Linked DNA regions of Homo sapiens: regions 1 and 3 are each linked to region 2. A link is a loop called in an ENCODE intact Hi-C map of the cell type or tissue named here. Cell type or tissue: PC-3. All regions are shown on one strand. Each heading gives the region's core, and the rest is flanking DNA. Links, peaks and the distances in the headings are about the cores only.

Evidence for each region. A loop is a pair of places that touch in the nucleus more often than their neighbours do. Peaks named below come from ENCODE experiments on the same cell type or tissue, not always from the same donor. Only the 100,000 strongest peaks of a DNase experiment are listed, where the experiment ranks them.
Region 1: it touches region 2 in a loop (13-fold over the local background); 20 of 110 quality-filtered maps call a loop at or near these places.
Region 3: a loop joins it to region 2, with 4 times the contacts of the local background. A loop is called at or near these places in 2 of 110 quality-filtered maps.

What each region holds. Positions count from the first base shown.
Region 1 is chr20:19,971,884-19,981,840 of GRCh38, forward strand. It overlaps RIN2 (Ras and Rab interactor 2), which reads left to right. Exons shown (of 13, transcript NM_018993.4): 9 at 2,771-3,904. Among named protein-coding and RNA genes, the nearest start is that of NAA20, 40 kb to the right of the region's middle. RefSeq lists enhancers at 8,460-8,961, 8,962-9,461. In PC-3, for the core only: no CTCF peak of the experiment used is centred there; DNase peaks (open chromatin) are centred at 3,338, 3,748, 5,108 and 5,238; H3K4me3 peaks cover 4,655 bases; H3K27ac peaks cover 3,576 bases.
Region 2 is chr20:19,780,823-19,790,779 of GRCh38, forward strand. The region is part of intron 1 of RIN2 (Ras and Rab interactor 2); the gene reads left to right. Among named protein-coding and RNA genes, the nearest start is that of RIN2, 28 kb to the left of the region's middle. In PC-3, for the core only: a CTCF peak has its summit at 4,242; DNase peaks (open chromatin) are centred at 3,349, 3,889, 4,239 and 5,699; H3K4me3 peaks cover 1,278 bases; H3K27ac peaks cover 3,928 bases.
Region 3 is chr20:19,731,991-19,741,947 of GRCh38, forward strand. No RefSeq gene overlaps it. Among named protein-coding and RNA genes, the nearest start is that of RIN2, 21 kb to the right of the region's middle. In PC-3, for the core only: no CTCF peak of the experiment used is centred there; DNase peaks (open chromatin) are centred at 3,681 and 5,231; H3K4me3 peaks cover 359 bases; H3K27ac peaks cover 3,787 bases.

The sequences.
Region 1 (9,957 bases), core at 2,946-7,945, 190 kb after region 2:
GGCACTTGCCACCACGCCCAGATAATGTTTGTATTTTCAGTAGCGACGGCGTTTCACCACGTTGGCCAAGCTGGTCTCGAAATCCTGACTTTTGGTGATCCACCCGCTTTGGTATCCCAAAGTGCTGGGATTACAGGCGTGCGCCACTGTGCTCGGCCATGAAACTTAGATTGTATCTGTAGAAGGATTGCCTTCTGTGTTTGAGGCCTGTCTGATGGCAAGACTGGGTAATGGGATTTGGAAAGAGAATACTGGTAAAACTCTCGGGCCATAGAAACGTCCCTATTTAAAAGTTGCACCTTCTCTTGCAACTAAGTTCTGCATACCTTTGGAGAGAGATTAAAATACTTGCTGAAGTTAAGTCAATATTGTCAACTAGATTCTAGGCCTCTTGAAGATGTGCACCGGGTCTCAGTTCTCTCTCCCGACCTCTGTCCACATAGCTCCAGTCTGATGGTCCACAGGCTTAGTGAGTGCATAGTGCTGAGTCTGAAGGACTAAAGTGTCAAGGACAATGCTTGTGCCATGCCGAGAGAGGTGAAAAGAGTTTGCTCCAGTGGCTACTAACCAGAAGCGACTGAGGGCTAATTAACATATATTCGACTTGTGATTCTCGATGTGCATATTATCCATTTTGCGTAGAGATAGAATATTTTAAAATTCTGTGCCTCAGTAAAAGTACTGTTCATCAAACTAATATTCCTCGAGGGTCTGCTTTGTGGCAGACACTGTGCCCCAGACCAAGGACTCAAGGGTTAATAAGATCCCCTCTCACTCCCTGTGCCTGTACCTACTGCCAATGAGATTTGTAGTTTATATGGGAGATAGATATACACGTGAACTAAATATACAAAGCCTTACAAAAGATTTACAGCTGTGACAGTATAAGTCTAAGGAGGACTCAAAGGAGGTGGAAGTAATTTCTCCAAGACCTGCTGTCCTGGGTAATAGAAACATAAGGCTAATCTGTGTGTAATTTGAAACTGTCTAGTAGCCACACAGGTTAAATTGATTTTAATAATTTATTTTGTTGTATTTAATATATCCAAAACATTATAATTTCTACATGCAGCCAATATAAAAAATTTTAAGGTATGAAATGTTTTACATTCTTTTTTTCATATCATGTATTCGAAACCCAATGAGTTATTTTATACTTACAGCATATCTCAAACTCAGGCCCTGAATGTTTGTCAGAAATACATGGTTTGTATTTAGATTTCATTAAATTCACAGTTAAAAAGGTAGATTCTCATAACCAAGTTCCAAAGATACTTAAACGTTTTCCAGTAACTGAACTGAACATGAGTTCTAAAATTTAAATTGATTGACACTGAATGAGATTTGATATTGACTTCCTCGGTTGTACTAGCCAACTTCAAGTGCTCAATAGCCACCTGTGGCTGTTGGCTTTCTTGTTGGACAGTGCGGGAGTCGGGAGAGAGAAGGAGGGATACAGGATAGATTACATAAGGCAGGTGACACGGCTGTCACCACACAGACAAGGGAGAGCCAGGACTCCCAAAGGGCTTCATCTCAGTCCTCCCATGGCCAGCCATTCTGGGCCCATGGGAAAGAAAGACACTGCAAAGCATAGCTAGAGATAGAGAATAACCCATTCCAGGCCAGGCACAGTGGCTCACTCCTGTAATCCCAGCACTTTGGGAGGCCAAGGCAGGTGGATCACCTGAGTTCAGGAGTTGGAGACCAGCCTGGTAAACATGGTGAAACCCCGTCTCTCCTAAAAATACCAAAATTAGCCAGGCGTGGTGGTGTGCGCCTGTAGTCCCAGCTACTCGGGAGGCTGAGGAAGGAGAATCACTTGAACCTGGGAGGTGGTGGTTGCAGTGAGCCAAGATCGTGCCACTGCACTCCAGCCTGGGCGACAGAGCAAGACTCCGTCTCAAGGGAAAAAAAAAAAAGAATAACCTATCCCAAATGGAAATTATAACAGGCACCACTGATCACAGCACTACCTCCCTCAACTTACATGGAACACTGAGACTCATCTGCAAGAGGAGACACAGGCAGTACAGATCAATAAGCAATCTGCACTACTTCGCAGAGCATTGCATATTTATGAGCATGGTGAGGAGGTTATATAGGATTTGGGAAGGAGGGACTCCAAACCACAAAGGTAAATGGTTGGGCCTGCACTGCACATTAAGCTTGCTGTGGTTTTTCTGCTGATGGGACCCATGAATGTAGTTTTCCTCCTTTGGTGGTTTTAATGCTGAATGTGTAAAACCCTAGGCAGATTGTGTAACATCCCCCAGGCCCAGCTGCTGGTCCTGCCCATTAAAGGGGAACTTCAAGGCCCGATTCCTTGGCTGGCAGCTGCACTGTGGAGGGCATCCCAGGAGAAGTTGTTGGGAAAGGGTGGTGTTGCTTTGTAAGTCGGTTCAGTTTTTGTAAAGCAAGTCAGGAAGCCCCAGTGACCTTTTTTGAGCTTATACTGGAGCAATTCCAGTTCCTTTTTTTCTTCCAACTTACCTGTGAAAAGGCAGGGCTGGAATCCTATGTTGGCCAAGCCATTTCTCCAGGGCTTTGAAGGTGACAGACCCCTGGAGCCTTCCTGTGAGCCCACAGCTGGGCCTGGCAGCCTTTCTGCCCTTTCCAGTAAAGGAATGCAGTAAACCTGAGTACAACGCACCCCCTACCCCACCCCGCAAGACTCGCGTTGTCATGCAGTGTGCTTTTTTTAATTTGTGAAGGAATGGTCTGAGTGTACCGTATTTACATTCTTGTGTTCACTGATAATGACTTTCAGATTTCTGGAGCTCCCCAGCTGACAGCAAACCCCCGAACCTTCCACCTCCCCATAGGCCTCTTTCCTCCGACGGTGTCTGTCCTGCCTCCCTGCGTCAGCTCTGCCTTATAAATGGAGTGCATTCTATCAAAACCAGGACGCCTTCAGAGCTGGAGTGCAGCCAGACCAACGGGGCCCTGTGCTTTATTAATCCCCTTTTCTTGAAAGTGCACAGCCAGGACCTCAGTGGAGGCCTGAAACGGCCGAGCACAAGGACTCCCAACGCGAATGGCACGGAGCGGACTCGGTCCCCCCCACCCAGGCCCCCGCCACCCGCTATTAATAGTCTCCACACAAGCCCTCGGCTGGCCAGGACTGAAACCCAGACGAGCATGCCAGAAACAGTCAACCATAACAAACATGGGAACGTAGCTCTGCCTGGAACGAAACCAACTCCCATCCCTCCACCCCGGCTGAAGAAGCAGGCTTCTTTTCTGGAAGCAGAGGGCGGTGCAAAGACCTTGAGCGGCGGCCGGCCGGGCGCAGGCCCGGAGCTGGAGCTGGGCACAGCTGGCAGCCCAGGTGGGGCCCCGCCTGAGGCCGCCCCGGGGGATTGCACAAGGGCCCCGCCGCCCAGCTCTGAATCACGGCCCCCGTGCCATGGAGGCCGGCAGCGGCTGAGCGACATGAGCATTTCTACTTCCTCCTCCGACTCGCTGGAGTTCGACCGGAGCATGCCTCTGTTTGGCTACGAGGCGGACACCAACAGCAGCCTGGAGGACTACGAGGGGGAAAGTGACCAAGAGACCATGGCGCCCCCCATCAAGTCCAAAAAGAAAAGGAGCAGCTCCTTCGTGCTGCCCAAGCTCGTCAAGTCCCAGCTGCAGAAGGTGAGCGGGGTGTTCAGCTCCTTCATGACCCCGGAGAAGCGGATGGTCCGCAGGATCGCCGAGCTTTCCCGGGACAAATGCACCTACTTCGGGTGCTTAGTGCAGGACTACGTGAGCTTCCTGCAGGAGAACAAGGAGTGCCACGTGTCCAGCACCGACATGCTGCAGACCATCCGGCAGTTCATGACCCAGGTCAAGAACTATTTGTCTCAGAGCTCGGAGCTGGACCCCCCCATCGAGTCGCTGATCCCTGAAGACCAAATAGGTAAGTACCCTCTTTTTTAAAATATAAAATCTATTGTAACTCTGTCCGGGCAGTGCAACCTATGTTTGTTATTTTTTATGAAGTTTACTCCGAAGTTCAAAACAACACCCAGCTCCACCTTCTCTCCCGGTTTGAATGGAAAAATCAGTTTCTCAAAGTAGCTGCTGACTGCCAGACTCAAAAATGTCTTCGGGAGTGACAGATTGGAGCTGCACAGTGATTCTGTTCAGGGATGGAGTTTGGTCCTCTGTGGGTCCAGCTGCCGCCTGCTGTGGTAACGTGTGTGTGTTACATGTGCCGGGTGTTTCTGGACGCGTGCTTCTCTGCAGGCTGTGCATACATACAAAGGTAGTTTTGTTATCTTCTGAGAGGCAGTGGGTATTTTGTTCTGTCTTGGTTGCAAGTAAACTTTTTATTGAGGTGTAGCATATGTTCAGAGAGCACAAAACTCACGTATGCATTGGAATGAGTTTCCACCGCAAGCTTACCTGTGGGACAACTACCAACCCCTGGATAAGCAGAACCTGACCAGCATCTAGGGACCCCGGGCCCCCTGTTCTCCCTCAAGGTTACCATCCTGCTGGCTCCTCATCCCATACACTTCTGTAAGCAGCACGGCTTGGGAGTAAGCAAAAACTGAAAAAGACAAGTTTGTTTTGTGTAACTTTAAAATAAGTAACATAGTTTGGAGGTCACATGAAAGGTGTTTTCTCCAACTTCAAGGGGAAATTCTTTCTTTATAATCTCATTTAAAGGATGAGTTGCTAATGGTTACTTTGGCCAAGGCAAATTTGAATTTGGCAAGCAGTCTTTTCTTCCAGGGTGAGAATGTTGAAGGTTCTTTGTTTGTTTGTTTGTTGTTTTTAATTTTAGAAGGTTGACTCTTGAAGGTTAATTTCAGAGACTTTATTCACCAGGCAGCAGGAGCCTTTGGAGCTACCAAACATTTCCAGGCGGTTCAGAAGCTACACCCCAATTTTTTCTTTCTGATTGGGTCCATTTGTTGAAAGTAGTAAACAGTGTGTGATAGAGGGCTCTTTCTCTTTCTCTGTCTCTCTCTCTCTCTCCTCTCTTTTTTCTCGTTTAAGTGATTTTCAGCAGCTCTTTGATTTTCTCACAAAGGAATCAAAGCCTTGTTTGTTTTCTTGTGGTTTGACTGAGGCCAGGCCTGGTTGATCAGGGCGTGGTTAAAGCTGGGGTGTTGCTGGAGTGAGTGGCTAAAGGAATGTGCCCTTGTGAGGTGCCTTCTAATTGAAAAAGACATCAAGGAGACAGCAGAATATCCACACAGGCTGCCTTTTTCCCCATCCCACCAGAGACCCGCTCTCAAGGGAGACCATATCTGACTCAGTATTAACAGAAACCCAACCTGCAGGAGAAGCTTCCTCTTAGGGGCTGGGGTCAGAGGGGGGTGCAGCCAGGCAGGGGCTGATGTCAGGCCTGAGCTATGTGGCCAGCGGCGCCAACCAGCCCACAGTGCCTGGCCTTCCCTCCCTGCTGATGCTGTAAGAACCAACCCAAGTTAGTCCCGGGAAGCTCTTCAGCCAGCTCCTTTTGTAGTTAAATTCGGATGTGGTACTTGCTCTTAGAACTCAAGGACTCACTCATTTTCTCCAAAAAACATGCTAAAATTATGTATTTCACTACTCTAGAAGGATGCAGCCTTTAATTTAAAATGATTTATGGAGCTTCGAGTATAAGCCCGGCAGCCTGTCCAAGCTATTCCAGTGGGTCCTCACCTCACCCCTGTGAACAGGCATCGTCATCCCTTAAGGATTGGAGGAAGGCAAGGAGGGCTCTGCCAGGCCATGCCATTTGTCTGACAGCCACACTCTCTAGTAAACTAGCAGGTGCGGTATTTGAACTTCCATTGGATCAGAAGCCCACGTTTGCTGAGCTCACTGTTCTGCTGCTGCTGCTTGTGTTTCTATTTTCTCATCAGTAGTTCAGGGGAATTGTAACTGCAGGGACAACCCTGTGTTGAGGCAGCTCAGACTAAAGCTCTCTGTTGAGTTATGGATATGGCCTCCACAAGCATTGCCATGCTTTTTCTGTGGGTTTGTTTGGTTTGGTTTTTTTAAACTTTTGCACTAAAAGCAGTCAGTTCCTCCTGTTTCTTCACCAGTGAAACAGCATTCTGTTTTGAAAGTATAGTGACAGTGCTAGGCTTTTGAAATAAAGAAGGTGAGTGGGAGCAGAGGTCAACCTGAGAAACTCATCACAAGTCCAGGTGGAAGGAAAGATGCGACCCTAACTATTAGAAAGCCAGTCCCCATAGAGGTGCACTTTATTAGATTAGGCCTCTGACCAGAACATGGACTTAGCCAGCCCACTTGTCTATGTGGGCTTAAAAACTGGTCTATGTCTGCTTTAAAAAAAAAAATCTAGTTCTATCCTCATTTCCTATAGCTTCTGAAGAAGATAGCTCTGAACTAGAAGACAGAATTCTAATTTAAAGCCTAGATTTATGGAACAACTTGAAGTCAAGAAGGTAGGAGGAGATAATACACTGGTTTAATCCATGTATGTTAGAGCAGTCATTCTTAGGTGAAAATGACCCTGTGAATGCATGCACATGTATCCCTTTAGTATATGGAGATACTACTCATCTGTCTTCTTCAGAGGGTGGTTCTTCAGTTACATAGAGAAAAGCTAATGAGAAAAACAAATAGTTCTCAGTCACTTTCCTTTTGCCCATGTGCTGGTGTCACTATCCTTTCTAGCACTTTCTAGACAAGTGCAAATGATAAACAGTGAATCAATCTCAAAACCGAAAAACTGCCCCTGTAAATGATTATGTTCTCTCATGGAGAATTTGCATTCTATTTAGACTACCCTTTGGAGCACTTCCAACCAAAAGCCCTGCTATGCAGAGGTTCCTGAATACATGTTCATTGCCTGGCACCAGCTTGGCTCTCCTGGTTGGAGAGACACGGGCTCGTTCCTGTGTGTGCCAGCTCTCTATTCATTCCAGGCCACATACTGGGCTTCCCTCCCAGAGAGCCATCACCTACTCTCACCCTTCCAGAGTGGTACATGGAAGAACAGACAAATGCTTTAATAAGAAGTGTGCAGTTTGGGGGCCCTACTTAAAGTATTGGGATCAACCTCTTCACGGACAGTGTGCTGCGCTCATTACTGATGACCCATGCTATAGGATGTAGATGGGGTGAAATCACTTCCTGCTTCAACACACGTTCCTCACTGGTGGGTGTTCACATCCCACCACTCTTGCTTTAGTCTTTTTCAACCCATGGGGGATATCCAACCAAAGTTTCTGGTAGAGAAATCTTCATTTTGCAGAACTTGTTGCAATGGTGTGGTTAGTGTTTTCATTTTAGTAAAATGATGTTTATTTCTGACTTGATGTCAGTCTTGGGAAATCCCTCTGTTTTCAAGGCTTGTTTCAAGAAAAACAAAATTTGTCCAAATCCAAACATGTTAGTAATCTTAAATTTTCTATTTCATTCAGATACTCTCCACAGACTATCAGCAGTGATACAAAAGAGCCAACTATTCATATTCCTAGAAGTCAGTAGCAGAAAAGAGACAGTACTGTGCTTATTTAAGTGCTACAAACCAAAATGTATGTTTTCTCCAAAGAGCAATTTAACAATTTGAAGAAAAAGTACCCTTAAAGTCAATTTCCACATATTTCAAAGGTCACTTCGATTTACGTATCTGAGTGTTTTTTGTTTGTTAATAGAGAAATGATACGGAAAATGTGGTTAGACACCGGAGAGTATAGCGCATATAGAAAAGGTGATTGAAATGATTCCCGGGGAGTTAAACAATCACAACTACTCTGGTTCAGATCTGGGTTTTTTTTGTTTTTGTTTTTGTTTTCAAATGAGTATTTAAGCTGGCTCTAGCTTCAATATCTAGTGTGACTTGTTTTTAATTTTTCAGGTCACAGTTTGGTTCAAGCCCCTGAGTTATCTGGGTTATTTTTTAAGATAAAGAGCTATTCTGGGGCCAGGTGCAGTGGCTCACACCTGTAATCTCAGCACTTAAGGAGGCCGAGGTGGGTGGATCACCTGAGGTCAGGAGTTTGAGACCAGCCTGGCCAACATGGTGAAACCCAGTCTCTACTAAAAATACAAAAAAATTAGCCAGGCATGATGGTGGATGCCTGTAATCCCAGCTACTCAGAGGCTGAGGCAGGAGAATCACTTGAACCCGGGAGGCGGAGGTTGCAATAAGCCGAGATCATGCCATTGCACTCCAGCCTGGGCAACAAGAGTGAAACTCCATCTCAAAAAAAAAAAAAAAAAAAAAACTCTTCTGAGAGGTGTAGCCAGGGAGGCATGTTAGTGCCAAACAGAGATTAAAACCTTGAATCTTCTGACTTCTGATCTAGTACATGTGACCCTATCGCCTGAAGGAACAAATGTCCTTGTAGAGTTAACAAGAGGCAGAGAAAAAGAAGAAAGATTGTGGTATGCAAAAGGATACCTATATTATTTCCAAAAATTAATTTAAATAGAAGACCACGACAAGAAGCACTTGGTTTTCCCCTGTGGGACATCTTTTGTTGATTAATTTTTACTTTAGGGCATCAAAATGGGGTCAATTATGTTACATCAACCAAAACAAGGTTGACACCCCTGGAGTTGTGACTCTCTGACCCTGAGCCCCTGACTCCATGACAGCCTGCACAAGGGGGCTGTTAGCTCAGTAATTCGGAAAGACCTTGCTCACAAGGTGGGTGGCGGATGGCATCACAAAATAAGTCACACGAAGATGTCTGCTCCAGAGTATTTTTTGACCATATTCCTAGAGTCTTTCTACCTCCCAGGCAGGAAACCTCACCAGGTAAAAGAGGAATTCATGTAGGAATTGAGGAATGTCACCCAAAAGACACCTAAAATGCTGCACGAATTGTGTGGCAGCATCAGGCTCTTTAGGGCACACCTATGTTTTTCCACCCCTCCACTCCAGCCAAAAGGAGGGTTCCCACTGGCTGCCTCTGTGAGGCCAGCACCGCATAGACGCAGCCCTCCCTGGTCCTCAGGTCCTACCCACAGCCTTGTCTCACTAGCTCAGTCTCTCAACAGGGAACAAATGGTGTAGACACAGCCCCCACTCTCTTCTCGCAGACACAGTATCCACTTTGGAGCTTCTCAGTTATTGTCCAGGCCCAGGTGAAGTCACAGCCACCTCCTCTGTAGAGTCAAAGCGTATGAATTAAATGCATCCCTGTTTTTAAAAGAGCCAAGTGAGAGCACTGGTAATCACTCCTCGTGGGCGGCCCTGTGTGGTTTACAAAGCACTTTAATGTATAAGAATCCCTTTTAATCCTCCGAATGCCTTGGGAGGCTCCATTTATTGCCCTCACTTCTATAGATGAAGAAACCAAAGGCGTAGCAAGGTCAAGCCAAGATGCAAGCGCGACTGACACGGTCCCTTGGCAGGCCTTGTCTATACTTCTGGTGGCAGGGAATTACCGCTGCCTTCCAGTTGGTTTTATGTGGCGGGAAGGTGACCTCAGAGGTGAAGGCACATCACACCAGAGGGTACTGCTGTCTGCATGACTCATCACTGAAATTGTTCTCCCAACCCCCTGACCCAGGCCATGTATGCCAGGTTTCTGCCCTGTAAAATTAAAGATTCCCTTCTTTCCATACTCTGTTCTTTGGAAGCAAGTCACTTAGCACTGCCCACACTCAAGGGATGGAGTAGAATTAAGCTCCACCTCCCAGAAGCGGGAGGATCTACATAAATTATTTGGAATTCTTCCATAAGGGAGATTGGTCTCTTCTTCCCTGCTTTCATTTTTCCTGGCCTTTTACTAAAAGACACTGAAATCAGGCTGATGGATTCCCTACATCAAATATCACACAGATGTAGCCCATACTTTTGCAGACTAGCTTTCCTTGAAGCCCACCAAAATGAGCAGAAACTGAAGTGGATCAAAGCCCCAGTGCTTGTTATCCTTATTTCGGCCCCTTTCCTTGCTGGGCTAATGGGATCTTCCTTAAAATCATACCGTGTCCTTCAGTATTTATTATTTATGAGCCAAAGTGTGCATGGCCAACAATACTTAAAACCAA
Region 2 (9,957 bases), core at 1,789-6,788:
CTATGCCACATAATACTTGAATTTAACTGGCATGGGGTGTGCACTCAGCATTTGTGCTGTGGCTTTACATGTAACAAGGTAAATAATAGAGGTCTTGAAGAATAGGAAGGAAGTTCATTTTATTTTAGTTCTCCTAGTAATAGAGAGATGAAAGAGTGGTTGCAGCGAGCCACTAAACCCACAACCACCACATGATCTTGGTTGGGTGGCTCTTCTCCAGGTGATAATGCAGGGATCCAGGCTGTTTTAATCTTGTATCATGTCATCTGGAACATATAGTTTACAAGGCTATTGCAGAAAGGGAGAGAAGGCTGGAGACACGTGACCTCACTTTAAATGCCATGAGTGAGGGTGGCATATGTCACTTCCATCCATATTTTACTGGCCCAAACTCAGTCACATAGACCCTCCCCAATGCAAGAACATCTGGGACATAGAAGACACGTGGATGGATGCTCAGTGGGCAGTGACTACATGTTGTAAGGAGTGTGTAGAATTCGCTTATTATTGCCAAGAAAGAGAACATCGATAATGACTTTGCAATAGGTGACTTTCTGGAGGTTAGGAAATCTCCTTGTATCCTGGCTTTGGGGATCTGTTTAGAAAAGCATGAGTGTTGCATCATTCAGGAAATCTGACATCTGCGTACCCTTTACCAAGTGACACGATTTCTCTGCTCACTGCAACCCCCGTCTTCTGGGTTCAAGTGATTCTCCTGCCTCAGCCTCTGAAATAGCTGGGATTACAGGCACCCACCACCACAGCTGGCTAATTTTTATATTTTTAGTAGAGACGGGGTTTCACCATGTTGGCCAGGCTGGTCTCAAACTCTGGACCTCAAGTGATCCACCTGCCTTGGCTTCCCAAAGTGGTGAGATTGAAGGCCTGAGCCACAGCGCAAGGCCTATTTAGCAAGCTTTTTATGAGTGAGGCAAAGAGCTATGAAGGAAGATTATACACTTTTTTTTTTTTTTTCAAGAAAAGTATTTCCAGGTATCCATCTGTGGCCAATCTTCATTAACCCAGTGCTTGCAATTACTGTGCCCCCTACAGCTAGGAATACGAAACCTAAAACATATGTACTGAAGGTTATTGATGACCATGCATCGTCAAAGAATGGTTCCATTTCCCATGGTAGGTTACTAAGGTAGTGTAATTTGGCTTTACATTTTAAGTTAAGCGCTAATTGAAAAATCTGTTTTATTGTTTGAGGTGTTAATGACAAGACAGTTAACCCTTCCTTATCTGGGCTTGCACATGACCAGGGTCCACAGGCCCGTATCAGACAAAGATGAATGGAGAATTATTCATGAAATATCCAATGGATTGACCACACTAGATTGGTCTGTCTTTCCCACTAAAACTCTTGAAGGAAAGGTCCAGATCAAGCCTATATGTTCCTTGCCATATGCGTAGCACCTAAGCCAATGTCAGGCATGAGATACGTATTTTAAAATGTTAGCCAGCCGTGGTGGCTCACGCCTGTAATCCCGGCACTTTGGGAGGCTGAGGTGGGTGGATCACATGAGGCCAGGAGTTTGAGATTAGCCTGGCCAACATGGTGAAACCCCGCTTCTACTAAAATTACAAAAATTATCCAGGCGTGGTGATGCACGCCTGTAGTCCCAGCTACTTGGGTGGCTGAGGCACAAGAATCACTTGAACCTGGGAGGTGGAGCTTGCAGTGAGTTGAGATGGACTCCAGCCTGGGCGACAGAGCGAGACTCTGTCTTAAAAAAAAAAAAAAAAAGATAACTATTAAAATGTTATTATTGAATAACAAAGTTTAAAAATAACGGCTGATTTAATTAACTGATGTCCCCAAGAATTGGAAAAAGCCTGATTCTACCTGTAAATGTGCATCTTCTCTTGTGTTCTAAATGCCTCCCTTCCTCCTACTTGGCATGAACCAAACTCATCAGCTTCATGTGCTAGTCTGGCCTCTTCTAAAGCATCACTCAAGTTGATCTGTCCCTTGTCTTAATTATTAAGGTATTTCCTACCTGGTACAGAGATGTATTGACTTCATGGCCATTCAACAGGTGTTTGACGGTTTGACTGCATCCCCTGCCTACCTGTATGCTGGCTGTCCAGCTCAGGCCTGCAACAGGAGGAGCCTAGAATGCCTAGCAGCTTTGGACAGTGAGTGTCTGAAGACAAGCTTAAACCATTTCCATCTCTCTTAATATGTGACCCCACCCAGGAATTCAAAGCAGCGGCCGCCTATGGTCAGTGGTGGGTTCTCTTGAGTGCCCCACGTTGGTGGTGGGTGGGAGTCTATAAATCCCAGCTCTCGCTCATCCTGGTGGTAGTGTGTTGCTGTATCAGATCATAACACAACAAATATTTGTTATATTAGAGTTGTAACTGGAAAAACTTTCTGTGTTTAACAGGGTTTATATTCATACGGTTTTCTCAAACTAAATTCCTGCTCATTTATTAATCCCACAAACATCAGCAGAGAAGTTACTGTGTGCACAGGCCTTTGTCATGGACTGTAGATGGCCTTCCCCATCACTGCCCCTTTGAGTCTCAGCCATGCCACACCAGGGTTCTCTGCAAACTCTCATCAGGGCCTTCTCCTGAGCTTCCCTAGACCCCCAGGTTTTTGGGCGTCCCCTCTCATTCCTGCCCTGTTTGGATGGGGACCCAGCTGGGGCTGTCTCTGACCTGGGTGATTCCTGTCCAGGCAAAGGCTCTGGGTGGCTGGAGGTGAGGCCCTGAGCTGGGGAGCTGTCTGGATCTGAATTCCTCCCGAAGCCGGCTCTGAACAAGGATTTGATTAGAATGCAAGTAGTTGATGGGGAAGGCGGTCCCAGGAAACCCCTAGGAAAGTGGGGAGGTGAGGCAAGGGAGGGAGGCAACAATATGGAGTGTATTATCAATAATTTACCCCATGGACAGCTAGAGCTTACCCCTGCCGGGAAGCTGACTATCCCACGAGGGGTGGAGGTGTGGGAGGTGCAGGGCAGGTGTTCACACTCGCTCTCATCAGTTGTAGATTGAGGGCTACTGGGGTCTGGGAACTGATTCCCAGCATTTCAGGCCTCTCCCTGGGAAAAGCTCATTCCAAGAGCCAGAGGAACCCTCAGGCAAGGAGACGGGGATGCTGGCTGTGTGGAGTCCAGCAGGCTGTCGTGGAAGAGGGGACACGAGCAGCACCTGCAGTGTCTACTCCAGGGCCGAGGCCAGGTTAGCACAGTGAGACACTGACGGACACAGTGTGTCAGAGCAGGGCTGGCACGTGGCACCGGATGGCGCTGCTTGAAATTGGCCAATTGCCTGCTACCCCAAGGCAACTGGAAAATCACATGCGGCTTTGCCAGCAACTCCTGCAACCTGTAGTTTTATTCAGGACAGCAGATGCTATCAAGGGTGCTGTGCCCTTTGCTGATGCAGTTGATGTAGGAAGTTTGCTTGTTTTGGTGATGGCTGATGATATCTAAGAATTGTAGCTTCAAGTATGCTATAGTGGTCAGAAAGGAATTTAAACAATTATGTGTGTGTGTGTGTATGTGTGTGTGTATGCATTTAGTTATTACAAAGGGTTCCTTGTTTAAAAAGCTATATATACTGTTGCACTAAGAAATGCTTGTATTGTGAAGAGCAAATAGATTTGGGTAAATGGATGTTTTAGCACAGTAAATGGCATTATTATTTAAACACATAGGGAACTCTGAATTTCAGTAGAATAATGGTGGTTGCCTGCATCCAAATCTCTTACCATAACTTAAAAAAATTTACCCAAATCAACAAATAGAGCAAATAAAACCATTGTTTACACAAGCCCTCAGGATTACTAAGAGACAAAATTCTACAGACTTCAAATTTCCTGTAAGTAGTGAGAGAAGTATCCAGGTCCAGCCAGGCAGGCTCCGGAGCCCGCCCCTGTCTAGAGCATTGGGCGGGGACCACAGAGGACAAGTGGAGAAGGGCAGGAGTGTGCATAGCCCGGGGTGATGCAGCCCAGATCACATTACCCCTGGAAGGACAGGCCCCATCCTGAGTGGGAATACCAGACAGTGTGAGACTGGAGGCTACAGCCGTAGGAAAGGCGAGGTTACTGGGAGAGAGGAGGGAAACTAGGAAGGGCACTGCCCCTTGGAGACTTGGTGATATCCAGAAAGAAGGCAAAAAGAATAAAATAAAGGGTCCTTCAGAGATCAAAGAAAACCGCAAAATCAGACATGCTTCCCCTCTTCCAGAGTAAGCACAATAAAGAAATTACACTTCACTCTATCAACGGTAGAGGGCGCATCTGAATCAAGAAACCTGGCTAACCACCCACACGCTGTCCCCTGCCTACATCAACTCTCACTCACGATCCAGTAAAGAAAATAGATGACAAAAGGAGCAGAAAGTGGCAGACAACGTGCAAGCAAAGCTGCAATCAGAAGAAACGAGTTTGTGAATCTAAGCATTTCAGCTAGTCAATGTTCTCACCCCTCTACATACACACACACACACACACACACACACCAGAGCAAAAGAAAACTAATGACATTCCACCACTAATTAAATGTCCTAACATAAGAACTTTCATATGCTAAAAAACCCAACCTTTAATAAAAAAATCAGAACTAAAATGGGCAAAACCCAGGATGAAGTGAAATGAGAGTTGACTGAACTCCGGAGAGGAAATGGGGAAATTCAGTTTGCAGATGCTTTTGTGCTGCCAGGCAGGACATCCTTTCAGTGGACAGTAGATGGACAAGAACTGTTGCCTTTTCCCATCCACAGGCCTATGTTTTCTAAACCCCAGCCCAAGGCAAGCATTTCTTATCCATAAGCGTACTGGCTATTTCAGTGGGGAACATTGTGCAAGGCCAATGTTGGCTATCATTTTTACTTGCCAAGTTCTCTATTATATGAGACTAGGAAATACCCAAATACTTTCCCAGGGAAGATCAAGTTGAGTGGATTAAACTTTCCAAGGAGAGCTTCATTCTCCTTGGTAATATGTCAAACTTTCAGAGATAAACTTTTCAGAGATGTTTTCAAATTGTAATGAATGACTACCATAAATGATGCCGTATTTTATACTTTAAAAAGTAATTTTCATACATTATATTCATCATTAAAGTTGTATATATGTCAAAGTAACACATGTGATAGTTTCTTCCCTGCCTCTGTGTGACCACAAGCAGCTTAGAAATGCTTCGCCTTGGTTTATACATGTGAAAAATGAGAATGGGAATGGCTTCCCCCTCTGTGAGATTTCCAGTGCATTGCTAACTTCAGTCTGTGGGACAGATTGTATTTTTCTAAACATAGCCACAATGTCATCACCCATCCCACACCTTCTCCTAGGCACCTCCTTATCAAGAGGTAAAGTTGAATGCCTGTCTCTTGAGTCTGAGTGGGTTTGTGTCTCACTTGTACCCAATAGAATGCAGCAGAAATAATACTGCATTACTTCTGAGGATAATTTGGAAAGAAAAAGATAGTGCAATTTCCACCTTGCTGTCTGGTACATTCTTGCTGGAGTGCTGAGCTGCCATGCAAGCAGTTAGACTGTTCTGAGGCTACCATGCTATGAGGAAACCCAAACTAGCCCCGGGCAAACAGATCACATGACAAAGCCCTGAAGCTACATGAAGAAAGAGAGAGATACCGTAGCAGTCTCCAGCTGTTCCAGCCATACCTTCCCGTTCCCCACCCCCACACACTCTGCCTTTTGTTCCAGTTCCAGTTACCATCTGGCTGCAACCACATTTGAGACTCTGAGCCAGAACAACCCAGCCAAGCCCTTCCTGAATTCCAGACACTCAGAAACCATGGCAATAATAAAATGATTATTGTTTTAAGCCACTGAGTCTTGCGGTGACTAGTTATATAGCAATAGATAATGAGGATGCATGAAGCGTGAAGATGCATGAAGCCATCATTTCTAGGGAAAGTGTAGTGACTATGCCTAATACCTTTTGCGGTAGTGCTGTTTTGGATAATTTTTATAGCGGAAGTTGATAGGACAGAACATGTCTCTTTGGGGAAGAATTATATTCCTCTCTAGATTTAGCTTACATGCTAACCTTTCCAGTGGAAAAGAATTGAGTTATTTTCCAGTGATTTTCTGTTTTTGTACTTGCAAAGCTTTATGTATCTATTGCTTTTGGTGAAAGTAAATGATAGGATAGGTTACTGGAGAGCTATTTATTTTGTTTCTGGATGGGATAAAGCTAAAAGGACATAGGGACTAAAAATGTGGCTGCTGGTCTCAAGGATTTCTAATGAAACCCAACATTGGGTAGCTCTCAAGTTAATTCTATGGTGAGCAAACATATTTAACATTCTAGGCCATAATAAAGACAAATGACTGTCTGGGCACAGTGGCTCATACCTGTAATCCCAGCACTTTGGGAGGCCGAGGCAGGCAGATCACAAGGTCAGGAGTTCGAGACCAGCCTGGCCAACATGGTGACACTCCATCTCTACTAAAAAAATACAAAAATTAGCTGGGCATGGTGGCGTGCAGCTGTAATCCTAGCTACTTGGGAAGCTGAGGCAGGAGAATTGCTTGAACCCAGGAGGCAGAGGTTGCAGTGAGCTGAGATCGCACCAGTGCACTCCTGCCTGGGCGACAGAGCAAGACTCCATCTTAAAAAAAAAAAAAAAAAAAAAAAAGAGAGAGAGAGAGAGAAATGACCTCAAATGCGGGGCTAGAGGGAGAAGATTTTATTCCTGATGGCAAAAGTGTAGTGATTAATGTCATGGAGTCAGATGGTTTGAATCCTGGCTCCCTCACTTACTGGCTGTGTGACCACAGGCAAGTAAATTTATCTCTCATGCCTTTGTTGCCTCATCTGTTGTTATGAAGGTTATGGCAAGGATTGGATGAAATAATAGACATAAATGGCTTAATACAATGTCAAGCATATACTGAGTGCTCAATAAGTGGTAGCTAGTGCTATCATTATGTTATGCTTTCTGGATTTTGTATTTTAAGCTCCAGGTCCAGAGACATAGATCTAGTAAGGGGAGGATAGACAGTTCAGGTATTAAACTGCTTGACTCAAGCATGTGCTTACTGGCAACCATGTTACTACCCTATGCATTACACAAGACAATCTCAGATCTACTCCATCTATCCCAGGTGATGGTCTTTTCCAAATAGAGGAAGACTTCCTCTATCAGTAATGTAAAGTACTACACCCCTCCCTAACTTGTATTTCCAAATAAGTTATTGTGTTTTTATTGTAGAATTTAACATTTAGATTAAAAATACTTAGTGCGATCTCAGCAAACTACCATGGAAAGGTAACCACTTGAATCTGACAAAGGGTATGTGCAAGCCATGTTGAATGGTGAAATACTTAATGCTTTCACTCTGATGTATGGAATAACACAAGCGTGCCCTATCACTCTTATTCACTGTCACCTTATAGCATCTATCACTCTGTCATCTGTATTCAACAATATACTGGTAGTCTTACCAGGACACTAAGGCAAGAAAAAGAAAGAAATGTTATTAAAATTAGAAAATAAGAATTGGCCAGGTGCATTGCCTCATGCCTGTAATCCCAGCACTTTGGGGGGCTGAGGCAGGCAGATCACTTAAAGTCAGGAGTTCAAGACTAGCCTGGCCAACATGGCGAAATCCTGTCTCTGCCAAAAAAAAAAAAAAAAACAACTAGCTAGGCATGGTGGCAGGCACCTGTAATCCCAGTTACTTGGAAGGCTGAGGCAGGAGAATCACCTGATCCCAGTAGACAGAGGTTGCAGTGGGCTGGGATGGCACCACTGCACTCCAGCCTGGGCAACAAAGCAAGACTTTGTCTCGAAAAAAAAAAAAAAAATTAAAATTGCCATTACTCAGGAGTTAATATACTAGTAACAAGTAGAAAATTAAATAGAAAATGTGATCTACAGTACCATACAAAAAAAACCTTAACAATAGATATGCAAGAACACCACACTAAAACTACAAAACATTGAGAGAAATTAAAGAAGACCTAAATAGATAGAAGGACATACCATGTTCATGGATTGAGATATTTTAAAGATGTCATTTATCCCCAAAGTGATCTACGGACTCATTAAAATTTCAAATAAGTCCTAGCAGAATTATTTTCTGTTTAAATTGGCAAGTTAATTCCAAACTGTAGGTGAAACTGAAAAATAATTATAAAATTCAAAGCCATATTTAAGAACAACAGCAAATCTGTAGCTCTTACATTACCAATTATTAAGACATGCTATAAAGCTACATAATGAAGACTGTGGCATCAGAACAAGGATAGACAAATAGGTAAATGGAACAGAAGTGAGAGTTCAGAGACAGAGCTACAAGATAATGCAGTATCTTGGCTTACAACAAAGGCTACACTGCAATTAAGCGGGTGTGGAGGCGGGAGAAGAGTCTTTTCCACAGATGGCGCTAGTCAGTTGATATTCCTGAGGAAAAAAATAAAACTTGATTCCTATGCCATACACAAAAATGATTTTATGATGGATCATAGGCTTAAATGTTAAAACTAAAACAATTAACCTTCTAGAAAAAATACAAGAGAAATATCTTCGTGAACTTGGGATATGCGAAGATTTTTTAAAATAATACTTTTAACTTAAGATGTGTGCACTTTACTGTATGTTAATTATACTTCAATAGAATTTCCTCTCCCTTGTCTTTTGTTATGTGACACTCTTAATTTTCTTCCTAGTCCTTTATGATTTCTCTATCTTGCCTAGTTTCTTTTATTTTGTACAAGATTCTTTCTGTGGTTTACTTACTTTCTCTTGCTGCAGTTGGTATCTTGGGCATTTTACCTATTTGTAGCTTTAGCTGCCTGCTCCCTGTAGGTGGCTCCTAATCTTATAACTGTTGTTCCAATCTGCCTCCTCCCATGGGGTCGTAGGACTCTCAGGGACATCCAACTATTGCCTGGTTCCCTGCCATGTGCTTCAGTCCCCTCTATGCATCCCCATGGGTTGTTGTTCAGTCTGTGCTTTAATATTTTTGATGAGGAGAAAATCACCCAGTCCCAAAGTGCTAGCCAGAGATTCCTCACCTCGAGTTGCAATTTGTCTTCCTCTAATTTCTCTCCTTTGGTTCTCCTCTTATCTGTCACTGAGCAAGTCTAATTCCACTCACATGACAGAGGCTTCCCTGCTTTTTCTTTTCTCCAAGTCAATCATCCAAGACTCCTTCAAACATCTTTTCCTAAACATGGTCACATATTTCATTTCTAGCTACTTCTTGACGGGCCCTAATTTTATCACGTTTTTATCAAAATGTGGCACCCAGAATTGAACAGAAGGCTTGAAGGTGATCTGGCCTCTATAGACCATCATTTCCCTCGTTGCAGATGAGTTGTTTTCTGAATATAGACTTATTCATTTGTCTCTAGTAATTCTTCAACTGCCTTTTGGATTTCTCAATCTGGATCTCCCTAGAAACCTCAATTTATTCAAAAATGAAATAATCATACACCCACCGACACCAGCAACTGCCCCAGTCTTACAAGGCTAGCAAGTCAGGTTGCCTGCTTCCCACTCAGATAACTTGATCTCTAGCCTTATTAATTAGGGGGCAGCTATTACTCCACTTGGCTTTCATTCTCTATTTGTGTATGTGGGTTTAGGGAAGGGGACTTTTTATCCTGATACAGAATATCCATTTATTCCTGTTAATTTTTCAACTAATGTTGGATTTTTCAAGTTGGGCTTAACTTATCTAAATCTAGGATAAGCTGGGCTCTGTGGCTTGCACTTGTAGTCCTATCTACTCTGGAGGCTGAGGTAGGAGGATGACATGAGTCCAGGAGGAGTTCAAGGCCAGCCTGGGCAACATAGGGTTACCCCAGCAGTAAAAAAATTAATAAAAATAGAATAATCATCCACTTACCCCAACCAATTCCCCCTCCCAACTTCCTTATCCTTTGGGTGGCCTTATCTGGCCCTTCTTCATGTCTGTCACCTTCTTTCTTAGTTCAAGCCCATATTCCTTAGTTCAGGTCT
Region 3 (9,957 bases), core at 1,753-6,752, 49 kb before region 2:
TTGGCACAATTAAGTGAGAATATGTAAAGTTAGTCTTTGTGTGCCTGGTATATTTCACTTAACATAATGACCTCCAGCTTCATCCATGTTGTTGCAAATGACAAGATCTCATTCTTTTTTGCGGCTGAACAGTACTCCATGATGTATATGTACCACATTTTCTTTTCTTTTCTTTCTTTTTTTGAGATGGAGTCCCACTCTGTCACCCAGGCTGGAGTGCAGTGGCGCGATCTCGGCTCACTGCAACCTCTGCCTTCCAGGTTCAAGCAATTCTCTGCCTCAGCCTCCCAAGTAGCTGGGATTACAGGCACCCACCACCACTCCTGGCTAATTTTTGTATTTTTAGTAGAGGCAGGGTTTCACCATTTTGGCCAGGCTGGTCTTGAATTCCTGACCTCGTGATCCACCACCTTGGCTTCCCAAAGTGCTGGGATTATAGGCATGAGCCACCGCACCCGGCCTATGTACCACATTTTCTTTTTCCATTCATCGGATGTTGGACACTTAGGTTGCTTCCGAATCCTGGCTGTTGTGAACAGAACTGCAACAAACATGGGAGTGCAGATAATGTCCATATCCTGATTTCCTTTTTTTTTTTTTGGTATTGACCTAGCAGTAGGATAGCTGGTAGCTTTATTTTTAGTTTTTGAGGAACCTCCAAACTGTTCTCCATAGCGGTTGTATTAACACTAATTTACATTCCCATCAACAGTGTATGAAGGTTCTCTTTTCTCCACATCATCACCAGCATTTGTTATCGCCTGTCTTTTGCATAAAAGCCATTTTAAATGGAGTTGAGATGACATCTCGTTGTTTTGATTTGCATTCCCTGATGGTCAGCGATGTTGAGCAGTTTTTCATATGCCTGTTTATAGGCCTGATTTTTAAATTGATAAGTGTGGGTTATACACAGGCACAATGTCAAATAGGCCTGGTCCTCAGTATATTTTTCAACCCAGCAAAAGGAATCTCTGTGGCCAACTGCCAAGAAAAGACTATGAGTGATTACTAACAAAATAGAAGACACTTCGGAAGCATGCAGGTGTACATGGACCTATGACAGCTCAGATACTCACAGTGACATGGATCCAACATCTGGACCATGTCATTATTGCAGACCAAATGCCAGTTCAGCTGAAAGGCCTACACTATCTTTGCTGTAATTGATGTTGCTTCTAAACAGGTCTTTCTATCCTCCCTGTCCATTTTTCTGAATGCAGTTACATGAGCATAAGGCAGAAACCAGGAAACTCTGCTTTTAAATCTTTATAAAATGTACTTTTTTCCTTTTTTTTTTTTTTTTCAGACGGAGTCTCTCACTTTCTTGCTCAGGCTGGAGTGCAGTGGCACAGTCTCGGCTCACTGCAACCTCTGCCTCCCAGGTTCAAGCGACACTCCTGACCTCATGATCCACCCACCTCCACCTCCCAAAGTGCTGGGATTACAGGCGTGAGCCACCACGCCCAACAAAAATGTATTTTCTTAATGTATGCATCTAGCATAGAGAGTTCAAAATCTCAGGAGCAACCCTTAATGTGTCCCTTATATCCACAGGTACTCTTCACATGGAGAGTCAAATCCAACCAAAGATGAAATTCCTCACCTGTAACTATTTGCATGATTTTCACGGGCCTGCCTGGCCCAGGCACTATTCTTTTCCCAGTGACTGGAACATTAATGGGAACACTGATGGGTGTAAGAAATGTGTTAACATAAAAATGTTTTATTTTCCCTTCTTGACTTTCATAAATAAGGCAGGTTTCAATACGGGGACACTTGAAGCAAAGAAAGATCAAAATGAATCTCAGTGTTCCTTCAACGGCGGCCAAACATCTCTTCTTGTGTGAGAATGTCACAGTGAAGATGTCTCAGTTTCTTAGTCTCTATTAGAAATTTAAAATTATTATTATTTTTAAAGGCTTCAGTCCAATTTCTCAGAGACTTCACCTGAAAATGGAGGCACTGAAAAAGCCATGAGGAGCTGAAAACAAGCAGAGTATTTTGAGAAGCCCAGAAAATGTTTCCTAGCCCTTCTCACACCGTGCGTCAGTGCAGGGCACGGCACTAAATTCAGGTGGAAGCAGTGATTCCTCACCTTGGGTCCACATTAGAACCACCTAGGATGCATTTAAGAATCCCAAGGCCCAGCCGCCAACCCCCACCCCATCCCGATTTGGGTTCTCTGGTGTCTGACACACCCCAGGACCTCAGATTTTGTTTGGGACTCCCAGGTATTTCTGACATGTATCCATGGTTCAGAACCACTGGTTTAAGGAAGCATAATCATACCATTTGCGATCTTTCATTGTGCAGATTCCTAAAGGAAAGCCCTGTGTCCTGCAGGCCTTTGCTACCCAGTGTGAGTGGGCCTTAACCCGGCAGCTTTGATGAGAGAGAGAGAGAGAGAGAAATGATTTTTGGAGTTCCTGGAGGACAGCACTGTCCAGCAGGACTTCCCATGATGATGGAAATGTTCTTTACCTCTGCTGCTCAGTACAGTAGCCACCAGAGGCCTGTTGCCGTTGAGCACTTGCAGTGTGGCTCATGCAACTGAGGAACAAAATGTTTAACCTTGTTTATCTTTAATTTAAATCTGCATTTAAAGAACCATATGTGATTAGGGGCTCCAATATTGAGCAGAGCAGACAGAGCGTACTGAGGGGCCGACTTGGCCAACAAAGGCCCTAGAGTTTCTTCCATGGTGTAGAGAGAACATTGCTTCTGCCTTTGGCAAAGGTCATGAGGCCGTCTGCCCTGAAACAGACGGGATGCTTCAGAGCAACGGTTCTCAAAGGATAGTCCCAGAGCCAGCAGCATGAGCAACAGCATCACTGGGGAACTTGTTAGAAATGCAGACTCTCAGGCCCCATCCAGACCTCCTGAACTAGAGCCTGCATTTTAACAAGATCCCCAGGTGATTTCTGTGAATAGTCAAGTGTGAGATGAGCTGCCAGTAGCTCTCTGCTCTGCTCTTCAGAAGACAAGAAGCAGGTTGCACAGAAGCCTTGTCCAGGAGGTCACTCTATATTAAGTCAAGGGTATCCGTGTGTATTACAAGACTTGCCAAATGTGGACAGACAAGAGTTATGGAGAGCAACACATTTGAAACTGGGGATAGATTGGTACAGTTTAAAGGGCAAAAGGGTCATCTTTTAGTTCCAATAAGCCTTTGTTTTGATGGGGCAGAGGAGAAACTAGAGAGCTCAATTAAAAGATAAAGATTTAACTCAAGGTGTTTCCTACTTGATTTTCAAATTCATTCCAGTTGTTTCTTTAGAAGGGGACTCACATCAGATATCTTGCTAGTATAGAAAGTTCCTAAGCTGTACTGACAAACAAAACAGGCCTGTAGCCCTGCGACACTGTGCTTTACTTGCAAGATAAGGGGCTAAGGGAATGGGGGACAAAAAACAAAAAAAAACCTCAACCAAGAAACTCAACACATTTAAAAAAGGGGGCAGAAAATAGGACAAGGAAAAAAGTGGTTTATGTAACAGCAATTTTTTGTAATAAGTGTGGGGACGGGTCCCATCGGGACGACATTAGGCTGTTAATTTTGAAATAATCATTGGAACCCAGCTGGATAGCAGCAAGATTTGACGCCAGGAGCAAACACAGCCAGGAAGTGGAGGAGCAGATGACTCAGCCCACAGGGCACCAGAGGCGGGGATAATTTCTTTGCCCAGGGGAGTAGCAGTAGTCATCTGTTGTGTAGGCATTACCAAGTTCAATTGTGTGAGCGAGAATGGAAATCTGTTCTTCTGCAGCTTGTGAAAGAAATTAATCACAGCTCTCTGCATGACAAATTTTGGATTTTAGTTCACACAGTCCCTGAATTTTCCTTCAGGTTAAATTTTCCTTTCCTTGGGACCTCGTGTTGCCTTTACTACAGCCCAACTCTCTCTTGCCCATTTTGCACCCCAATCCAAATATAAAACAAAACAACTGGGAATTGGTTCTAAATGCCCCTTTCACATCTGCTCAGGCCATCATTACAGAATTTCATTTGCAAAAAAAAATCCAGATGAAACCAAATGAGGCATTTTATTCTGGCATTTCATTTTATTCTACATACAGATAACGACAGGGCAGTGAGGAGTTTTGGTCTGTGGCCTCTTCCCAGGACTAACAAGAGCCTGACACAAGAAAACACACCCTTGGTGCTTTTATTAATAACTTTTTTTTTTTTTTTTGAGATGGAGTCTTGCTCTGTCGCCAGGCTGGAGTGCAGTGGCTCGATCTCGGCTCACTGCAAGCTCTGCCTCCTGGGTTCAAGCGATTCTCCTGCCTCAGCCTCCTGAGTAACTGGGACTACAGGCACGCGCCACCATGCTCGGCTAATTTTTGTATTTTTAGTAGAGACAGGGTTTCACCATGTTGGCCAGGATGGTCTCGAACTCTTGACCTCTAGTGATCTGCCCACCTCAGCCTCCCAAAGTTCTGGAATTATAGGAGTGAGCCACCGTGCTCGGCCTTAATAACCTTTTATATGTTGGGTACGGTTTTTCACCTTTGTAATCCCAGTGCTTTGGAAGGTCAAAGCCAGAGGATTATTTGAGGCCAGGCTTTGGAGACCAGCCTGGGCAACATAGCAAGACCCTATCTCTACAGAAAATTTAAAAATTAGCCAGCCATGGTGGCATGCACCTGTAGTGTAGTTCTGGCTACTTGGGAGGCTCAGGCAGAAGGATCACTTATGCTCAGGAGTTCGAGGTTGCAGTGAGCTATGATCGTACCACTGCATTCCAGCCTGGGTGACAGTGTGAGACCCTATCTCTAAAAAAAGAAACTAGCAAGAAATAAAAAATAGCATAACCTCTTATAGTCCACCACCAAAACAAGGATACAGATAAAAAGTCCAAAATTGTGTGAAAGCACAATGCTCAAAAATCTTTCCAAGACTACTCTCATGGAAAACTAAAATGAGTGTAGGTTTAGATTTATTAGCTTATTAACACATTAATCAGTAAGATGGTAAATGTAGCTCAAAAAGCATGTTGAGGACATCAGGATGTATAGGTATATACAAAGACTGTGAAGAGTGCTAGATTTGAGACTAATGAATGAGCTCCAATGCAACCACACTCATAACCTCTCGCAGTCTTCATTACCTGATTCAAATGATTTGCCTTTCCCAGACAAGATACACATGTTGAAGTGTAACTTCATAAAGTGTGAGTCCTCCATCAACAGTAAAGAGTGAGTCAGAGGTGCACTCCCTTAGTTCACACAACAATCCTTGGGTGCGTCTGTTGAGCAATGTTTCAGTATGCCACTGAAAGGAGAAACTAACCTTAACCCTAACCTTAACCCTCTCTTGTCTTTATTTCCAAGTGTTGGGTAATTGTGTGAAACTCGTGCTGGTTTCAATTGAAATCATTCGTCATACATGCATGTTCACAAGTGCTTCAGCTAAGCAGGCCTGAAATGCCTTTAGTTTCCTGGAAATTTCGTTAAAAGCCTTTGTCCTTCCTAAAATGTCCCCTTTTGAAATCCTATACTTCAAAGTATCAGCCTTATACTGTATACTTATGTACAGGGTAAGATATTAATTCAAAGAAACAATGCAGGCAGCTAAATTCCTTTCATCTAAACATGCCTTTCTTCTTTCTCCTTGGTGCTACATTTCACTCAAAGCTGCAGGAAAGTATACAGGAAAAATGAGCTGAGTGTGTTCTGCAAATAGGTCAGGCTGAAGCAGGAATGTTTTCCTGTGCTGAATTAAAAGTTTTCTGTTTCATTTATCAGTAGAATTAAAAGTTCTCTGATGTTTCTCTAAGTGTCATACATATACAAAACAGTGTAAAATTGAAAAAAAAAAACCCACATGCTGTATTGTCCATTTCTGTTCTTTGGGACTCTACAGTTTAAAAAAGAAAGAAATTAAAGAATTTTGAAAATAAAAGTTATCTTCAAATATTATCTCTCTTCTTAATGAAATTTTTTACCTTTAAAGCAGATGCAGCAAAGACAAACTTTGGTTATTCTTTTTAAAGAGATATAAACTGATTTGTTTCATGCTTATATGAACCTGATTTCTCTATATTTGTTTTGCCACTTATTATAGAGGAGTATTTGCCTTTATGACTCTTTTTCTTCTTGCATGCACTAATTAGTAGTTTAAGAGAGGTGAAAGCACTTACTTTTCCATTTTTCAGTAATCTGAGTATTTTTAAACCAGTGTTTGTGTATTTTAAAAAGTGGCTATTTGTGAGCCTAAGAAAATTTCACAACACTGTTGCTGAAAGAATAATAATATGTATCACATTTTAGTGTTTAATTATCTTTTAATTTACTTTGATAACTATTCTGGGTTGAATTGTCCCCCCTCCAAAAAAAATTTATGTTAAAGTCCCATCCCTCAGAACCTGTGAATGTGACCTTCTTTGGAAATAGGGACTTTGCAAATATGATCAAGTTAAGATGAGGTCATAGGGGATTGGGGTAAGCGCTAATCCAATGACTGGTGCCCCTTCAAGAAGAGGGAAACATGGGCCGGGCACGGTGGCTCACGCCTGTAATCCCAGCATTTTGAGAGGCTGGGGCGGGTGGATCAGCTGAGGTCAGAAGTTCAAGACCAGCCTGGCCAACATGGTGAAACCCCGTCTCTACTAAAAATGCAAAAATTAGCCAGGCCTGGTGGCGTATGCCTGTAATCCCAGCTACTCGAGGGGCTGAGGCAGGAGGAGTGCTTGAACCTGGGAGGCAGAGGTTGCACTGAGTTAAGATCGCACCATTGCACTCCAGCCTGGGCAACAAGAGCAAAACTCCGTCTCAAAATAAATAAATAAATAAATAGAAGTAAATAATAAAAAGAAGAGGGAAATGTGGCCACAGACACAGAGAGAGAACGCCAGGTGACCTCGGAGGCCGAGAGTGGAGTGATGCTGCCACAAGCCGAGGAATGCCAAGGACTGCCAGCCATCGCCGGAAGCTAGGAGAGAATGGAACAGGTCCTCCCCGTGAGCCCCAAGAAGAAAACAACCCGGACTGATTACGGACTTCTGGCCTCCAGAGCTGTAAGTGAAAATGGCTCTGTTGTTTTAAGCCATCAGATTTGTGGTAATTTGTGACAGCAGCCCTGGGAAATGAGCACAGTGGTGATTCAGATCCTAACCTGAAACCATCCCAAGTTGATGGATGCACCAAGTCTTTGTAATTTGAGCTGAACTACTTACAAGAAAGAGTTATGACTATCGATAAAGGTGAGAATATTTTACAATCCTGTTTAAGCCCTCTGTGTCTATTTCCAGGGTGGGGCCATGCTATAAACAGGACAAACAGAACTCTCTGCTTTTGCTACCACTGAAAAAGCATTTCCGTGGGAGATCCATATTAGGTAGCACCTGGAGATGCCAGGACCACAAAACCACTGCCCAGCGTTACACACACATACGCCCTCCAACCCCCAGGATGGGATCAGATCCCTCTGTGATTCTGCCAAAGGCTGAGGCTGGCCACGGGTTTGGGGGATGGGGCTGAGACCAGGCGGCAGGGATGCCGTCTAGTGGGGATGGGAAGCACAAGAGAGATGAAAGCTTCTGCAGCTTCTGCTGCCATGCGCTCTTACATAGGATAGCCAAGGGCACAGGCCAGAGGCAGATAGGGGAGCGGGCTCTCTCTAGGAAACATCAGCTCCAAGGAGGACCGGGATCCTTTGGAAGGAGCTGGAGCTGGGGTGAGACAGGGGCAGACACCCTCCGGATGGATGGGACGATCATGGTTCCAGCCTTTGGACATCTGGAAGGTGAGTAGGGACACAAAGCATGTGGGAACTGGGGCAGACAGTGGCCCATTTCCCACTCTGCTGTGTGGGCATCAAATGTTCCCCCAAGGGAGTTTCTAGCTTGAGCAAGCCATTGTTCTCAGCATTCATTTGCCCAGTGAGCCATGGTTTTGGAGACCAGAGTATGATTCTCCAAAACACAAGTGTGTTGGACCTACCCACATAGGAGACCCATGGAGAATACTAAGTATCAGTCAATTCCATTTCTCCCATCGCGGCCCCAGTCCACACCCTAGGAGGCATCCTACTGGTGGTTATCATTATTTATTCACTCTGCAGAGATGCCCTTTTTTCCTCTGGCCTTTCCTCATTGGTCCATGTAGGTTTCTTTGGCCACCCAGAGGGTGTGGCAATCCTATGGTGCTGTCTTAGGCCTGTGTGCCTCAATACCCCTCATCCATAGTTCTTCTGACCCCAAACCATGCTAAGTGAAAGAGAGCTCCACAGTCTTCCCACATCGCTGGGCCCCAGCCTGGAAAGGAGACACAGATGCCCTGCTAGTCTTAGCTCCTCATTCTCTGTAGGGAATCTATAATTCCTCCTGATCACAATCAGGACTTACTAGGGTAAATGGCACTCGAGCCTTTCCTCCAGAGGGCTTAAACTTAACACAATGTCTGGTCAAAACCATCCTATATTGATTTTTTATTACTTCACACTTGAATAAGTAACATCATCTTTAAGTTTAGGTTGCAACTCAAGTGCCAACTACAAATTGCACTGAAATGGAAGAACTCAAATGCATGCCTGGACCAGCATCAGGTGCCTTCCGGAAGTACTGGACATGTAGAGTTTAGGTAGTAAGCTGCCTGTAGAGTTTCTACTCTGCATAAACATAAGCACAGGACTAATCAAAATTGCCCAGAAGATATTGGAATATTCTTTTCTATTCAATTAAAAAGTGATGTCATAGTTTGCTTAAGGGCAAAGCGCATGGAAGTCCCCCTGATGTCACTTCTTCAGGTCACCACTGACAGCCAAAGTTTCCCCAGGAGGTCATTCAAGGATCTCCGAGTCCTTCAGTCTTCTGGGATCATCCTTTCCTTTAATATCCAAATAAAATATCTGAAGAAGTAGAGCTCAAAATGGTAGACTAATCACATGCATTTGCCTCCCTACCCTCCCCAAATCCCTTAGAATGAAAGTAAAGAGGTGCAAGAGGAATTAAATCCATAATAATGGGATCTGTGTGAGGCTCATCAAGAAATGTGAAACTATGGTAAATTAAATGAAAACACAAGCAGATATGAGGATACTGATGGATAAAACAAAGCAATGAATGAAAGATCAAGTCCAGACAGATTCTTGTGAATTTTACAACTTGGGGGGATTTAAAAGAAAAAGTCTCCAGAGGAAAAGAAAATCAGATCAGCTATAAGGAGAAGGAGATTCAGACTAACATTGATTAGACTTCATCCACACCAGTCAGTAAAGCACAGTGGAGAAATGCCTTCAAATTAAGAGGGAAAAATATTTTGAACTAAAATGTCATTGTTAGCCAAAATATCCACTGAACATGAATAATATATATTCTCAGATATACACAACCTCTGAAAGCCTTTTCTGCAACAAAATGAGAGAGAAAACAAAATAAAAGAGGAAGACTTGAGATTCTAGAAAACAACAGATTTACCCCCAGAAGTATGGAGGGAAAAAAATGCCTTGGGGTTATAGCTCCCAGCAGGTATAGACAACAGCCAATTTAGATTGGAGCAGAAATGCAGGATTCTCTGGAAACATGTCTTCAGAGAGAAAGTAAATCCCTTAGTTGGTGTGATTAAATAGCTGGATATTTCTGAAGATGTGTAATGATAAATGTCCTCTGTTGACAATATAAATATAAGGAGAGAAGGAAGGAAGGAAGGAAAGAAGGGAGGGAGGGTGGGAGGGACTTTAGCAGAGGTGCTATCTAAGAAAATGATGGTTAAAACATGAAGCAAGCTGAAATATAGCATGGTTGTGATTTTGAGGAATTGAGGGAAGGCAAGAAAAGAGAATTTATTTGACCTTGATGCTAGAAAAGAAGGTCTAGAAAACAGAATTGGGATTATAGGGCAGAATGTGCCTGTTACAGTAAATCCGTAGCTGATAGGATAGGAAGAAAGAGTTCTATCAATTAAGGTAGTTAGAAAACATTTGTCCTCCATAAATTTTCTCTTCTCCTGTATCTT